Regions from separate parts of the Mus musculus genome. Here region 2 is linked to region 1. Evidence: chromatin loops called from intact Hi-C (ENCODE). Cell type or tissue: left cerebral cortex. All regions are shown on one strand. Each heading gives the region's core, and the rest is flanking DNA. Links, peaks and the distances in the headings are about the cores only.

Region 1 (5,379 bases), core at 301-5,300:
CTAATGATGGAAAAGCCAGTGTTCAGGGTCGAGGATTAGTGCCAGATGAATGCTAGGCGCATGCACACCTCACCACCAAGCCGCACCGCCAGACCGGTTTGCACTGCATGGCGGGAACCTTCTGGGCAAATGGTTTTAGCGTTTGTTTCTATGGGCCTTTCAGAGCATTCACTGGCCCACTTCCCTTTTCACGGGGGACCGGGTTACAGTGTGGTGTGTCAGACTGCTCTTACACAGTCAGCTTCCGTAACCTACATTTTATTGAAGGAGCTGGTGTGCCGAGGAGCCAGCCAGCTAGAGAAAAGCAGGAACCACTGTATAGTAAAAGCATCACATTCCTTGTGCTCTGTTGGTAGTTTTAGCTCTATCAAGAAAATACAATGGAACTGATAACGTTTAATTTCTCCTCTATGTTCTCAGGTGTTAAATTTATTTACTTGATTATCCATAGGCATGAAATCAACCAGAAGCAACCACTGACTTCTAGTAGTCTGGGACTTAATAAAGACAATCGTGTTTATTATTAGATACCATGTGTGACTCCAGAGCACAGGTCCATCCATTCAGGTATTGTTTGTGGCTGCTTGCCCGCTGGAACAGTAAGGCGTTTGAGTGGATGTGTCAAGTCTGCACGTTGACTGTCTTGTGTGGGACTTGAAGGACTGTGTCCTTTTCCTGCTGTGCTTGCTGCCTTACGTGTGCACAGGAAGTAGGCTGGCAAACTTCTTGCAATCTTGAACTGGCTGTAAAAATGGAAGGCACGTATGAATGAATACAGAGCAGTTCCAGGAGTTTGGGTCAGGTGTGTGCAGTGGATGTGTGTAGTACCATGGGTAGGAGCAGGAGGACCCCACAAGCTTGACCCATGTGGGTGACAATGAGATTCTGAAAACACGACTTATTTGATGGGCCCTGATGAACTTGTCTGGACCGCCTAACTCTGGGAGGGGTAGACGGAACACATGGGAAATCTCCATTAAATTAAATTAGGGTGGCCGGATTTCTGGTTTGGTCCCTAGCTGATATACTCAGTTACATCAAAGATGGCCACTTTTTCTGTCTCCTTTTATGTGCTGTTGGGTCTCACAGAAGTTTTAGTCTTTTCATTTCACCTCTGAGCATCTCCTGCCCCTGGTTCTTCCCACTAGGCCTTGGTTTTCATGGCTTATAGACCTTTCTATCAAAACTCATTTTGCATGTGTGTCCTTCTTACCCTATCGGATAAATACCCATCCTTTCTCCAGTCCTAAAGTTGGGAGACCAGTTCTGTGTGCTATACGGAGTGGGGAGAATTGAAGCCACTTCCTGTTGGTGAGTTCCACTCCCAGCAGCTCCTAGTGTTTCCCCACAGGTATCGTTCGAGGCTCTCACTGAGGGGTACATCTTCAGATCGTCACACTCCGTGTGCTCCGCCAACTGACTTGGCTTAATACTACTTCCTTCAATGTGGCTCTTACTGCTGCTGCTTTTCGTCCATGAATGACGGTTTCCTTTTAAATCCAACCATTCTAAAGCCCTGGCCTTCTGATGTAGACTCACAGGTATGATCTGTGGGTTGCTATTCTAACTGCAACTTCCAGCTGGACAAATATAACTTCTCCGAGCCTCTTGCTGCTTGTCAGATGTATACACTGTGTCCTATGGTGTGTAAATGCCATGGCAAGTCTCTGAGTTCTGTTACTTCTACTCCAGCACTTCTCCCCGTCATGTCAACTTGCCTCTGACCTCTCAAACTCAAAGCACTAATATCTTTTCTCTCGAGTATATTCTGTTTCCCTCAGTGTTCTGACTTCAGCTTGCATAACAATCATTCAAACCCTGCTTTCCCAAGACCAAAAGGATCTTGTGTATTCTTCATTGCACTGAAAACTCGGGCTCTGACAATAGAACTAATCTGGCCGTGAACGAACTGGTTGTGATCCCTGCTCATCTGAAGAGGAAAAGGGCCCTCAAGCACTTGCAATCCCAGGGCCTAGTTCTCAGGAGGGAGCGATGGCCTGGAGGGAGCGTGGAGGCTGTGGAGAATGGAGGAATGGACTGATGGGTGTCCAGAGGAGAGGTGCCTGAACCAGTGGATCACGAGCAGCCGTGGGTCTAATGGGATGAGCAGACTAAGCAAAAGAATGAGGAGTTGAGTGAAAAGGAGAAAATGATTTCGATCAGATTCACAGCAGACTGGATGCATGTTGATTTAGAAACAGGTAGTCCTTTACTGGGGGCTTCAGTAAAGCTGACTTCCCAAGGGATAATCTCTGAAGTTTTCAGCTTCTCCAAGTGCATTATGTCTCCACAGCAACGTTAAGGTGTAATTAATTTAAGTACTCTGTCCTGTGGCTACTGATATCCAGTATCAGTGACCCTGGGCATATATAGGTATGAATATAATAAGTGTAAAGCTTACCTTCAGACAGCAGAGGGCAGTCTTGCCCTCTTTAGCCAGATAGATGCAAGCACCAAAGTTGGTACAATCAGTTTAAAATTACCTAATTAGTTCAATTAGCTTGAACTGTCCTGTCCACTCACTGGAGATGAGTAATGGACTCTGGCAGCATCGTTGAATCATGTTCATCGCTTGAAATGGGGCTTTCCCGGATCACTCTCAGTAGCCTCTCACCATAACCGACCGTGGAAAGCACACAAGAAGCAACAAAGAAGCTAAGGGCACTGGGACTGTCCCTGCCATTTCTAACACGCTGTGGATGAAGGCGAGTGATGTGGCAGGGGTCCAGGGAGACAGTGGACGGGTGTCTGGTTTATAAGCAGAGAAGCAGATGCATATGCAGAATAAATGCAGTGCTCGCTTCATAGGCGCAAAGCTGTCACAGAATATGGAGATGCAACAGCTACCAGTGAGCTTGTCAAAGACAAAGGAACCCAGGAAGAATGCTTTGTCATTCTGGTGAAAACAGTCCAGCAGAGAGAGGTCTGTGGAGTGCTAACAGTGCATTATCTGGATCCTGTCCGGCAGATCACTTGCAGTGCAGGTTGCTGCAGAAACAGGAATCTACACAATGAGACAGTCAGATGACAAGCCCAGAGATCTCCTTTCTCCACTAGGATAAAATAATTCCTCCACCTCACTGCCCCAGCTTCTGGGGGTGGGATTGGCTAGAAACTAGGGCACCTTACCTACTACATTTGCGCCAGTGAGCTACCCTCCAGCCTGCTTTGTGCTTTGAGGTAGAGTCTTATTAACTTACTCTAGACCCAAAGGCGCGGTGCAACCTTGTGATCTTCCTGCTTCAGGCTCCTCCCCAATAGCTAGGAGTGCATGCTTACGTTTCAGCTGAACTTTGGAAACCATTAATTTCAGGGTCTCTAAGCGGTCCAGGGTTGATTAAGACTGAACTCTGTGTCATTGAAGTCACAGCTCTCATAGTGGGGGAGAAGAGGGCAGCACTCTCGGGTTAATGGACATAGGTCCGGGTTTTAAAAAATAGCTGCATGAAATTCTGTTCTATGACTTTATCACAACTTAATTCAGAAAGTGCTAGGAATTTCAATGTGGCTTTTTTTATTTTGGCCTGTGCAATTTTGCTTTTGTTGCTATACAAACCATGCTTCAGAAAATGTTTGCATGTGTTCCTATGTAATTCTCCTCTCTTACAAAAATAGTTTCTCAGAAGTGAGATTGCAATGTTAGAAAGGTTTCATGCCTTTTTAGTTTTGTAAGCTCCATCTTAGATGGTGTGGTGGTTTGAATAAGAGTGCTCCCCATCAGCCCATAGGTTTGACTGCTTAGTCATCAGGGAACACATCTATTTGAGATGGATCAGGAAGTTAGCCTTGTTGGGGGAAGTGTGTTGCTGGGGATGGGCTTTGAGGTTTCAAAAGTCCATGCTAAGCCTGGTCTTGCTCTCTCTGCCTGCAAAGGATGTAGCTCTCAGCTACTGTTCCAGAGTTGAGTGGTACCCTCCTCCCACCATGCCCCCACCATGATGCTAATGGACTAACTCTGAAAATGTAAGCAAGCCCACAATTAAATTCTTTCTAAGAGTTGTCTTTGGTCGTTGTTTCTCTTCATGGGAACAGAACAGTGACTAAAACAGATGGTCTGATAAATTCATGCCAGAGTGCCTTTGTTCCACTTGCTCACAAATGCTAGTGATGGATCCGTTCACAGATGAAACCTACCTTCCCAATCAGAAGGAAAAGGTACCAAAACCCAGTTAAACTAAGCATTTAATACTGTGTCATAAAACAAACATGCTGAGTGACAGAAATGTATGTTACTACTATTAGAGAGTCAATAATAATAATAATTACAATAATTTTACTCAAAGATTTTAGCTTTACTTTAGACTTGGCAGTAGTTCATTCCATAAGCCAGAATAAATAAAACAAGAAGGGAGGCTTGGTCTGTAGACAGACAAAGGCCGAAACAGAAAACAGATGGCTCATCTCAATGTTAAGTTTCCTGTAAGGCCAACATAGGAGACAGAACAAAAGGAAACTCCCTTTCAGGTAAGGATTCAGGTGGAGAGAACTTGGTTACCCTGACAACTGTCTCTGGTTTGCTTAGGAAAACTGGCTGTTAACTGATAACCCTGACTTTCTCTATAATCAGATAAGCAATTTCAAGAGGTGACTATTTAGCCTCTGTGATGGTTTGTATATCCTTGGACCTGAGAGTGGCACCATCTGAAGGTGTGGCCTTGTTGGAATAGGTGTGACCTGGTTGGAATGGGTGTGTCACTGTGGGTGTGGGTATAAAATCCTCACCCTAGTTGCCTGGAAGTCAGTGTTCCACCAGCAGCCTTTGGATGAAGATATAGAACTCTCAGCTCTGCCTGCACCATGCCTGCCGGAATATGCCATGCTCTCACCTTGATAATAATGGACAGAACTTCTGACTGAACCTGTAAGCCAGCCCCAATTAAATGTTATTTTTATAAGACTTGCCTTGGTCATGGTGTCTGTTCACAGCAGTAAAACCCTAACTAAGACAGCCTCCATGCCTCTGTTTTGTTTTTAACCAGATCTGTTGGGGCTTAAAACCATTTGATCCAAAACAATAGTCTCTCTGTCACTGTTACTCAACCCCAATCATCAGACAAGAAATGGCAGGGATGTGGCTGTTCTTAGAGTCTGATATTTATGATGGATTGCTATCAGGAAGGGTGGCAACAGGGAGTGATGTGCATTATGTCCCCAGCCTCCCTGCCTGACATAATCCTTATACAGTAAGGAGGCTCCTCATGAGTGGACACTGTATGGAATATAAATATTCTTCCACTCCCCCTGGGTTCAGTCTCCACCCTGGTGTGCAGCTCCCACACCTAATATGGGCACACACCTGGAAGAAGAACAGGGCCAGTTGATCTTCATCTTGGCCAGAAAATATACAGTGCCACACAAAAGTTTGTGGTACATAGCACT
Region 2 (5,379 bases), core at 97-5,096, 890 kb after region 1:
GCATGTCTCCTCTTAAAGACACCTGATTCCAATAATGGCAAGAAAACTGGGACACAGGAGAAAATCAATCCTGTCTGGCTGAACTGATTTTCCCACTCCTTATATACAATGTCCCCCGTTGAGAGACAGTATTACTTTAAATCAAATTGGGATCAATAGAGGATAGCCATGGTGACATAACTTAACACCTCAATCCCCTCAGAGGAGGAATATAAAATATCTCGGCTCCTTCCTACTGGTTAGAGAGCCGTAACGGGTATGAAAAATCAAATGTTCTCAGGAAAAACCAAGCTGGGAAACACCGCATTTGTGAATTCATAATTAACAACATATGGAGTACAGTATGTGTTTCATGGTCAGGAGTATGAATGTACACATGCCATGCATGCCCACGGATGTCATAGAAAAACATCCATTGGGAGTTGGTTCTCTCTCTCTACCACAGGACCTGGGACTCAAACTCAGGTTCTGTCAGGCTGCATACTTTACTCATGTGTGTAATTAGACCCGGCTACCGATCATGCCTCAGAGTTACAATCCTAGGATGGTGAAGGCAAAGGCAGGAGGGTCACAGCAAGTTCCAGGCCATCTAGTGTACGTGGTATGGCAGAGTACACTGTAATCTTAGCACTCAGAAGTTAAGACAGCAGTATCTCAAGTTTAAGGCCAACCTGAGTTACACTCAAGGCCCTGTCTACAAAAACCAAAACTTAATTATGAACCTGCCAGTGCAAAGCCATGAGTTACTTCCCTATGAAATAAAACAATTCTTGGATTCTTCTAGTCTTATATACAGGGCAACTGAATTTCCTAATTAATGGTCAACTGAGAGTGAGCAAAATTGGCTTCTCCTGCTTCTAAGTAGACGTTAGTTCTGAGTAAGTCAGAATACATATGTAATTAAAACGTATTTCACAACGTTAAAGGTATTTCATGAATTTAAAGTCTTTTGATCTTAAACTTACAATCTTGGAGCCTTGTGTGATGATGAATATTGTCAACTTGACCGGCTCTAGCATCACCTAAGAGACAAGCCTCTAGGCATGTCTGTGATAGGGATTTGATGATCAGGATGAGGTGGTGGGAGCCCCACCCTAAATGCAGGTGGCACCATTTTAAGAGCTTCTGTGTTAGACTGGATAAAAAGAAGACAGCCACCTAAGCTCTTCTCTGCTTCCTGCCCGTGGACACAATGCCACCAGCCGCCTTGTGCTGTTGCTTCGCTTCCAGGTTCATCCTTGCCACATGGACTACACACTCCAACTGTGAGCCTAATTAATAAACCCTAAAACTGCTTTGTCAGTCATTCTTTTCACAGCAAAAAGGAAGGTAAGGTAATAACATACCTTGCCTATTAGGATGACCTAAAATGAATAAATACCTTCACAAATATGTAAAGAACTAAAACAAACATTCAACTTGTAGTTTAAATATTTATGTCCTATGATTATAACAACTAGGAGGAAAATGAATTGGAAATCAGTTTCCCTTTATTCTTTAAAAATTTAATTCATATATACAAATGCACCCCCTAATTATTAGGGCCTAATACTTCCCTCCCTAGGACTCCTCAACTTGTTCCAAAGAAATGACTTTTCCCTCCCCTAGCTGCCATCAGCTGCCAAAAGCATCTCTACTAGGGGTGGGGCCTCACTAGTCCTTCCCTGAGAAGTTAGTTTTCTAACAAAATACTGTTGGGCTTGGGGCCGTAGCTCAGCTGTAGTCGAGTGCTTGGCTAACACGTATGAAGTGCCAGTTTCAATCCCCAACACCACATAAAACTATAAATGGTTGCCTATCTCTATAATCTCATCACTTGAGGCAAGGGCAGGAAGATAAATTCCAGGTTATCCTCAGCTACACAGGGAGCTCAAGGCCAGTCTGGGATACATAAGACTCTGTTCCAAAAAAAAAGATTAAAAAAAATTAAAAAGCTTATATTCTAGAAACCTTCCTGTATGTATTTTCTATTTTTTTAACCATAATAAATACTTTTATGCCACAACAATAGTAGTAGCAGTAGTTGTAGTAGTAAAATAGTTCACCTGGTGTAGGACTTGATCCAAAAATAGATAAACAGTCTAAAAGGATAGTTAAGTTAATTCGAAAAGTAACAGATTCTTCCTGAATGACAAATTCCTGAAACACGTCAGCCTATGAGAAAGCAAACATGAAAACATGAAAGTGGATTATATTAAAGAATGAAAATTCACACGTCTATATTTCACTTTATGCTTAGAAAGTAACAATACTCTGCCAACTCCATGAGAGTATTTCTCATTCCCAACTAAGACATACTAAGTTTTCAACCTTTCCCCACTTGAATACTACTGAATGGTTTAATCATTAAACGTGGAACACTAAGTGATGGCTCATCAGTTAAGAATACTTGCTAATCTTCTAGAAGACACAGGTTTAATTTCCAGCACCCACACGGTGACTAAAATCCTTTTGTAACCATTTTCAGGGGATCCAACACCCCCTTCACAGGAACTTGGCAGGAACCAGGTACACGCCTTTTGGAGACATTCATGCAGGCAAAACACTCATACACACGAAATTAAGAAGCCAGGAGCTGGAGGTTGGCTCAGAGGTTAAGAGCACTGACTGCTCTTCCAGAGGTAGAGGTCAATTCCCAGCAACCACATGGCTCACCACTATGTGTAATGGGTTCTGATGCCCTCTTCTGGTCTGTCTGAAGACAATGTACTCACATACATAAAATAAACCTTTCTAAAAATATTAAAAAGCCAAACACCACAAAGTTACCACCCCCTAGTAAGGGCTCTTCATCTTCATTTCTGTATCTAAATTTAACACCTATGTGAACTTGCCCTAACTCTGTCTTGTGCCTATCCCTTAAAGCTAAAGTCACTTAAGGATAGGATAATTCAGTGTCAGGCAGTGGTGGTACATGCCTTTAATCCCAGCACTTGGGAGGCAGAGGCAAGGCAGAAGCAGGCGGATCTCCAAGAACTTGAAGCCAGTCTGGTCTATAAACCAAGTTCCAGGTAACCAGGGTTACATGTTAGACTCTATCTCCGGGGGAAAATGCTCCGAGGAAAAATTACAGCCAATAAGAGGAAAAACTAAAACGTGCATGACAATAATACTGTAAAGAGTAAATAGGGTTCTCGCCCTAATTCAATCAGTTGTAAGACTACTGAAAATTAAATCTGGTGCCACTATGTCAAACGAGAAAGTGTCTATATGTGTAAAGATTAAAAGAGGAAAATGGTGAGAAGAGTCATTAATAAACTATCACTAGTAATCGTTATCTGTGTGAGACAAGATGGGGAAAGTATTTGTTGGCAGGAAAGAAAAAAAAGTAACGACATTTTGTTCACTAACTTGAGTTTTGTTGAATTAAGTCCTTCCAAATTCATTCATTAGGGAATGCTTTAAAAATGTCTTCACTCCCCCATACCTGAATAAAGGCATTTGCTTGCACACACTTTGCATTCTCCACTGTAACCTTGATTCCGTTTTTGGTAGCAAAACACGTGGCGTGTTCTCTGAAATGAATGGCTTTCAAGACAGTGGAGAGATTCCTAACGTTGTCAAGGCTGGCCACTAAGCAGTACTGTTCGTACTCCTCTTCATTGTACTGGGTTAGGAGAGGCATGGATGGTCCACGGTACCGTCGGCTCCGAGAAGAAGGATGCTCCTCTTCCGGAAGATGTGTGAAAACCTGAGACACGGAACAACAAACCTCGCTATCAGTGCGGACAGGACTGGCGACCTCAACCCGAGCCGAAATCGAGATCATTCTATTTTCATGTCTCAAAACTACGGTATTCTACACTGAATGCAGTTCACAGGGTAGCTCTAAAAGGCGCGGGTAACCGGGCTTGCTTAGCACCTCTGAGCGCCACCAACCTGGCTTGCAGGAGAACGCGACTTCGGCCCGCTCGCCGCACAGCGGCCACTAAGGGAGCCCCTGGCGCCAGGCTGTGGGTGACGTCCGACCCCTCAAAGCCCCTGCCACCCCAGCCCCAAGAACACCCTGAGCGTCCAAAAAGCTAGCAAGCCAGGCAAACAGCTCCCGCCACCGTTCAGATACGCAACCACCTAGGCCACCGTCACCACCGAGCCGCCGTGTGCCTAGAGAGTCTACCTCGAGACCGGAAGCGAGCGCCTTGGAGCCGGATGACTTAACTCACAGCCTAACGTGGGCTACCATAGAGATCGGAAGGCAGAGCGAGCGGCAGAACCGGAAGTGCAGGCAGCGACCGACGCGGCGAGGCGAGATGGCGGCGACCAAGAGAAAGCGGCGTGGAGGCTTGGAGGTTCAAGCGAAGAAGCCAAAAAGGAGCTCGAAAGATGCCGGGCAGCCAGCTAAGCAGGCCGATGTGGCCAAAGAGGCGGAGGAGGAAAATAGAGATCGTATTCCAGGTCCGGTTTGCAAGGTAAGAGGCCCGACTCCCGAAGTTGGAGTCGGCGCTCTGACCCACCTTTGGGCCACCGAAGCAGCGAAGTGACTCCAGTCAAAACTTGACAGGATCTTATGCTTAGGGTTCCCTGGAGGGACTGGACAGTGTTTATGTCTAATTTTCGTGTAGATGGCCTTCTTCCTGGAGACAGCAGTTCGTAGACCCTAAGCCAGTTAACAGGGAGTTGATTTAATGGGTGTTTAGTTCCAGGATCCTTGTCTTCCAGTTACTGACCCCCACCCCGCCTCCCCAGAGTAATGGTTTTCCTTTGTCTTTTTTTTTTTTTTTTCTCAGAGTCTTTTTGGTGTAACTATAAATTCCTTCTGTTTTGGTCCGTATCACATAGGATTACCGAAGTATGTATGTATGTATGTATGTATTTATTTATTTATTTGCCAAGCCTTTAAAGCTACAGTCCTGTGAGTCTGTGACTCTGACTTGTTTGGTTAGATCTTTTAACTCAAGGGTCCTAGACCACTAGTTTTACTGTGTCAAACAGTGCGACACACTTATACCAAGATGAGCTTCCCTGGCCTTAGCATCTAGGAAATAATGAACAAGAGTTCCTCCAGAAATATTGGAGTTTAGAAGGAAAGAAGGCTTCATAGAAAACTGTGTGTCTCTTCTAAAGGCCAGCAGGTTCTTGTTGGAGTTACTTTCAGTCACCTGGAAACTCCTTAAGGAAGGTATCTGTATGGAGGAAATCTTGCCTCAGACTTGTTAGTCCTTTGTGCTTAGTGTAGTACTCAAGTACTGAGTGAGGCAATGTGGACATTGTACCCCACTTTTAATTAACAGTTAAATCTTGTACCTTTGTCTGAAAGGATAAAAGTGACTTTTGAGGAAAATTAGCTGGTTTTCAATAAAAGTTAGTGCGCTCCCTCTTAGGAGCTGGACATGAAACATGAAGGGAACTAATCTGAATCACACTATGATATATGAATTG

What was found. A loop is a pair of places that touch in the nucleus more often than their neighbours do. Peaks named below come from ENCODE experiments on the same cell type or tissue, not always from the same donor. Only the 100,000 strongest peaks of a DNase experiment are listed, where the experiment ranks them.
Region 2: it touches region 1 in a loop (4-fold over the local background); 19 of 42 quality-filtered maps call a loop at or near these places.

The regions. Positions count from the first base shown.
Region 1 is chr15:11,377,454-11,382,832 of GRCm38, reverse strand. No RefSeq gene overlaps it. Among named protein-coding and RNA genes, the nearest start is that of Gm34444, 13 kb to the right of the region's middle. In left cerebral cortex, for the core only: a CTCF peak has its summit at 2,407 (motif pointing right); a DNase peak (open chromatin) is centred at 2,418.
Region 2 is chr15:10,484,765-10,490,143 of GRCm38, reverse strand. It overlaps Brix1 (BRX1, biogenesis of ribosomes), which reads left to right and starts at 4,207. Exons shown (of 10, transcript NM_026396.3): 1 at 4,207-4,409. The coding sequence starts at 4,251. Rad1 (RAD1 checkpoint DNA exonuclease) reads right to left here and starts at 4,126. Exons shown (of 6, transcript NM_011232.3): 1 at 3,880-4,126; 2 at 3,428-3,691; 3 at 2,046-2,154. The coding sequence starts at 3,625. In left cerebral cortex, for the core only: CTCF peaks have their summits at 2,700 (motif pointing left) and 3,934; a DNase peak (open chromatin) is centred at 4,137; H3K4me3 peaks cover 2,170 bases; H3K27ac peaks cover 1,202 bases.